2 separate regions of the Homo sapiens genome follow, and region 2 is linked to region 1. A link is a loop called in an ENCODE intact Hi-C map of the cell type or tissue named here. Cell type or tissue: endothelial cell of umbilical vein. All regions are shown on one strand. Each heading gives the region's core, and the rest is flanking DNA. Links, peaks and the distances in the headings are about the cores only.

What was found. Hi-C counts contacts between places; a loop is a spot of excess contacts. Peaks named below come from ENCODE experiments on the same cell type or tissue, not always from the same donor. Only the 100,000 strongest peaks of a DNase experiment are listed, where the experiment ranks them.
Region 2: it touches region 1 in a loop (8-fold over the local background); 6 of 110 quality-filtered maps call a loop at or near these places.

Annotation. Positions count from the first base shown.
Region 1 is chr4:125,738,929-125,741,861 of GRCh38, forward strand. No RefSeq gene overlaps it. Among named protein-coding and RNA genes, the nearest start is that of MIR2054, 230 kb to the left of the region's middle. RefSeq lists a silencer at 886-1,180. In endothelial cell of umbilical vein, for the core only: no CTCF peak of the experiment used is centred there; DNase peaks (open chromatin) are centred at 143 and 1,033; H3K27ac peaks cover 2,500 bases.
Region 2 is chr4:125,518,701-125,521,633 of GRCh38, forward strand. No RefSeq gene overlaps it. Among named protein-coding and RNA genes, the nearest start is that of MIR2054, 13 kb to the left of the region's middle. RefSeq lists an enhancer at 1-2,159. In endothelial cell of umbilical vein, for the core only: no CTCF peak of the experiment used is centred there; DNase peaks (open chromatin) are centred at 1,761 and 2,111; H3K27ac peaks cover 618 bases.

The sequences.
Region 1 (2,933 bases), core at 5-2,504:
AAACAAAGTCTCTGCTCACATGGGCCTTACGTTCCTTTGAGGAGAAATTGTTAATAAATAAGCACAGGAGAAACAAGTAAATGTATAGAGTGTATCAGTGATGCTAAGGGCTATGAAAAACATAAAGTGGGGAAGTCCATGAAGATAGAGTAGTGTGTGTGATTTGATAGTCATCAAAAGTTACATTTGAGCAGAAGCCTGATTAAAGGAGAGAGGGAGACTTGCCAGTCTTGGGGAAGAGCATTCTAGGGAGAACATCAAGAACAAAACATCTAAGGCAGAAACATGCTTTGTTTGAGATGAGCAAGGCAAAGTGCCCTTCATACTCATCACGCCCTTGGTCAATTTTTGTTTTCTTAACACTGACCTGTCCTTAAGCAAACACTTAGAGGAAAAAATGAATTATTTAAGTAATGAAATCATTTTTATAGACACAGATATGATAGATTGAATATGTAATACTCTTTCTGACATAGGTGAGTATGAGAGTGTGTTTCTTTTTCAAATTATGCAATTATGCTTTTCAGTATAATGTTCCATTGAATGTTGGTTCAACATTCAGCAATCATCATGATATAAAATGTGTCTCTATTTCTGTGGTTCTCTTTAGAGTGATTTATTCTCAGAGCTGCTCTGCAAAATGAAACACATTCTTTAATCCATGTAAATACAGAACAATGAAGTTCTATACACCTTCAGTACAGTTTGTGTCTGAATTTTTCAGTCCACAGAGCCTGCAAAATGTATTGGGCTATGGAATGGTGGACTTACTACTGATTCCAAACTGTTTGGAACTGGAGATTTTTCTCACAGCTGTGGCTAGGTATCTGGTAAGTGGTTTTAAGATCTGATCAGCCTCAATTCCTGAAACAGTTTCTTGCTTTACTGCCTTCCCCTGCCTGCCTCCATATCATGAAAAGAAGTACAACTTTCTCTTCCTGTTAGTCTAGCTGCTTAAAAATAACACATTCCAGCAAGGAGGGAGGGAGATTACAAGCAACAGGACATATGAGACTTGCCAAGGGGCCAGCATTTCCTGGCTCACAATTGCAGGAAAGGCTTTGCTCCGTTATCAATGGGACCTGGATGCTTTGATAGGCAATTGTTTTAAAAGCTGAACAACATTTGCAGTTGAAATATTGTGTGTGTGATACAAGTCTTGTGTGGAGGAAATATAGCACCAGATGGATCGGACAATAGTCTTGTCTGATGTTTTGTTCTTTTTACTGGTAATAAAATTAAAAACTCAAGAAATGGCCGTATGCAACTTTGCTTTTAATAAAGTCTCTGTTGTTTTAGAAAAGAATGGTGTAACTGTCATGAACAATACAGATTTCCTTTTCAATAATTGTTGATTTTAAAATGTACTGAGTTAAAATAGAAATTGACCAGAAACAATAGAATGGTTGTGACACCATGATCATTTTGAGTAAGGACATTCCTTATGAAGCACATTGACTCCATCATCTCCAGCTAGATTAGAAAAAAAGATTGACTACTTAGAAATATACTCCCCCTTTAAATAAAATAGAACCATGACATCCAAACAATTCCTGCTATTTAAAGAATATCTTGACTAAGAGTGTTTTGTTCTTGATTCTGGCTCCTAGGGAAGTTATATAAATAAATAAATATATATATTTATATATGTTATATTTACATTATATAGATAGTTATATAGAGAATGTAAATTATTAAATTTTATTTTTATTAAATATATGTATACACATATATGTTCTCCCTTTCCCATAAAATTCATTAGTTGTGAGGCTCTTTCTGGAGTATGGATCAGGAAAATAAACTGTAGGTGTATGGTAAATAGTAGGTGCTAAATAAGTATCCATGGCTTCCACCTCCTCTCCATTGTTGTTGATTATACTGAGAATTCTGATAGTGAAATTGCTTCATGAATCAGTATATATAATGTATACTAGCAGAAAGTGACATTATGATATCCCAAAATAAAGCAAATCATCCTGTAGAAGCTAGTGTTTGAGAAAGTCTGTCTATATTTTTTGTTTTGGAAATTTGATCCGGTGTATGTATAAATCTCCTTTTGCCCAAATCTTTCAGAACATCCTGAATTCTGAAGATCCTACTTAAGTAGCAAAACTTCACATTTATAATATGCTTAAGTAAATGTATAGAAAATCATTCTATAGTCCTGCCATAATTCTTCTTTGATATATCCTGGAGCCCTTAGAGGTTAAACGTGGTAGGTAGAATCATGAGGGTAGTTTAAAGAACCTTATTTCCAGGGAGAAACATACTATCTGACATACAAAAGAAGAAAAAATATTTTATAATCAAGTCGAAGAAGTTAAAATTAAAAAGAGAATCAAGCAAAGTATTTAAAAAATTGACAATATTTATAAAATAGAATTAGATTCAGACTTAATATTTACTTTTATTTTAATACTGACTCCTGATGGAACTTAAAAACAGCTGGCTTTGTTGATCTAATGGTTCCATGTAAGGCTACATAGGCACAGTCAGAATCATTAAAGTTCCATTCTCATCAGATTTATGCTTGAGAAAACAGTATTCTCTTATAGTAATTTATTGTAGACACTTCTTTGTTTGGCTTAGATATATTACTAAAATGACAGAAAAGGATGAAATGAAATAGTACAGCAATTACACAGTTTAAAACTTTTCATTAATAGAGAAGGATTGAACTGCATCTTTCATTACCACCATCTGTGTTGTATATAGCATTTTAAGATTAATAACCAGGCGGGGTTTTGTTTGTTTCTTTGTTTATAGGGAATTCAGACCAAGATAGGTTTTCTCATTTCTGAAGAACATTGTTTAAAAAAGGACAATTATCTTTCTTGCACTGCAGGGACATTCTCAAGGCCTTCCCCAGACTATCCCTTCCCCAATAAACCTACACTGGTGCCTCAGCACTGACATATTTTTATTCAAAATAA
Region 2 (2,933 bases), core at 291-2,790, 220 kb before region 1:
CCCACCCTTGGCACACACCGCATAGGTGTTTTATTGAACTTTATTTTAAAATTAGGGAGAAACTGGGGTTTAATGTTTTGGAAACTTAGTTGAAATGCTTTGCTTTTTAACATTCTGTTGTATAGACTAATAAACTGTGCAGTATATCTTCTTATAATAGATAGGACAAGGGCCAGATATTTTAAGGCAGTTTTTTTCTAGTTCTCCTGTTTAGTTTGGCTATACTAACTTTTGTTTGCATGCTTTCTAATTAGTAAATTATCATTTAATTCCATGCAGCCATTCTTTAAGACAGTAATGTGAGATGTTACCAGAAAAAAATTAATACAGCTTCTCTAAATTACCGAATGCTGTAGATACTGTATTTCTTCTACTTTCCCTTCCTTCCTCTTTTTCTTTCTCTCCTTCTTCAACAAAAATAATAAGAACAACTATTAACTTAAAACTTTCTCTTTCTCAGGCAAAGTATTGAAGTGTATATATTAACCCTTGAAATTTGACTTAAGCATAATATTCAGCAACACTAAATATCCCACTATAATGTATATCCAGAGAGTGAAGTCCAAGAAGCAAACGTCGTAAGTTTCTGCCAATGCTTCAGAAAATTAATTCCTCTAAGCACAATTATTTATCAGTTTCTATTTTCTGATAAAACTCTGGACTACTTTTGCAAAGTTGCCATGGGTAATTCTTATTACTTTGAGAAGAGAGGAAGGCATTTTGTTCATGTAAGAATCCGGGAAATTTTTGTCCAGCGGAAAATATTCCATTCTTTCTTTACAAACTGCAACAGCAACACCTCCCACCTGTCAGAGTTATATATTCACCAACAAGAGAGTTTAATCATTTTCCCAAGCTTGTATGGTAGGCTCAGGCCCCTCCTCATGCAGCGTACAATGTGGAGGAAAGTACATATGCATGAGGAAGAGACTCATTAACTCTATGGCAAGTCGTGGTTCAAAGTACCTATTTTGTGGAGGATCAAAAAGGTTATGTAACTCTCATTTTAATCAACATTTCCAAAATTAGACTTGTTTTCTTTTAAAAAGGACGGGGGAATAAAAGCAGAGATTATTCCTGTTAATAGTGTCAAATACACTTACAGGCAGACATTTGAAAATAAAAAATCTTACGTGCAGATTTTCAAGGCCTTAAAGCTTTTCAAATAAATGTATGCACCATTAGCATTCACTCAGCTATACAGGCTTTGATCTTCCTTTAAAAGAAGTGAGGGGAAGAAAGAAGGGAGCAAAATAAAGAAGTGAGAAGTGAAGCTGTCAGCAATCTGAATGCTGCCAATTATTACACTGCTTATAAAGAGCTAATTAAACTCAACTGCTTCCAAGAAGAATCATTTTTACTCTTTTTTGTGATCTCATTTTATTTGCACTGTAAAGAAACTTAATTATTGATAAGACCCATGTTGCAAGCTGAAATGTTAATGTCTTTCTACAATAATGGTACCATTCCTTTAGTACACTCCAGTTCAGGCTATCTGGTATTTCTGGGTTAAGAATTCGAGTCTAATGACATAAGCCTTAAGCTCAGTTTCAACAGTTTGCAAATAAAATGTAGAATTACTGAATTTATATCTGCTTCTCCAGTTCTCTCTCGGTATTCTTAGCAGGACATAAATATAACCTATTCATTAATATTTCCAGCAAATGAATAATTTTCCAGCAATACACTCAAGACCTGTGAGTCATTCTAAATAAATTCTTTCCTCTACCTTATCTCCCCACTTTAATGGTCAAGCCGTGTTTATAACTTCGTACTATCACTGAAATGGTTTCCTTTCTTCCTGTTTCTACTGGCTCTCTCTTTGTTCAGGCCCTTATTTCTTCTTGGAAATTATTGAAATTTACCCTCAATTGCTGGTTTTGATTTCCACATTGAAGAGTCTCCTCAACAATTCTTTTATTACTGGAAGTGAAATAATCTTGCTTTTAGAACATTTAATAATTATAAAAAATAAAGTACAGAAAACTTTGCAGATTGAAATTGTGCAGATTTTGTACAGATGCATTCTTTCACGAAGTGAACATCTGTGGAACTACGACTACCCAGGTCAAGAAGTCAACACTGACAGACCACAGAATTTCCCTTCATGCCAACACAGATAGAACACAAAATTTCCCTTCATGCCACCAATTCCATAAACCCAGTGCCTATCCAAATATCTTGTTCACTTTCTATGGGATCACCTTTTTCTTACTTATGTATATTATGATAAGCTATTTGTTTGTCACATGTGTGATAAATACCTTATCCCTCTCCTTAGCTTGTCTTTTTATCCTCTTTATACTCTTAATGAACAGAAGTCTAAAATTTTGAGTGCATGACTTTTTAATGATTGCCATTCTAACTGGTGTGAGATGGTATCTCATTGTGGTTTTGATTTGCATTTCTCTGATGGCCAGTGATGATGAGCATTTTTTCATGTGTCTTTTGGCTGCATAAATGTCTTCTTTTGAGGAGTGTCTGCTCATATCCTTCACCCACTTTTTGATGGGGTTGTTTTTTTTTTTTCTTGTAAATTTGTTTGAGTTCTTTGTAGATTCTGGATATTAGCCCTTTGTCAGATGAGTAGATTGTAAAAATTTTCTCCCATTCTGTAGGTTGCCTGTTCACTCTGATGGTAGTTTCTTTTGCCATGCAGAAGCTCTTTAGTTTAATTAGATTTGTCAATTTTGGCTTTTGTTGCCATTGCTTTTGGTGTTTTAGTCATGAATTCCTTGCCCATGCCTATGTCCTGAATGGTATTGCCTAGGTTTTCTTCTAGGGTTTTTATGGTCTTAGGTCTAACATTTAAGTCTTAGTCCATCTTGAATTAATTTTTGTATAAGGTGTAAGGAAGGGATCCAGTTTTTCAGCTTTCTGCTTATGGCTAGCCAGTTTTCCCAGCACCATTTATTACATAGAGAATCCTTTCT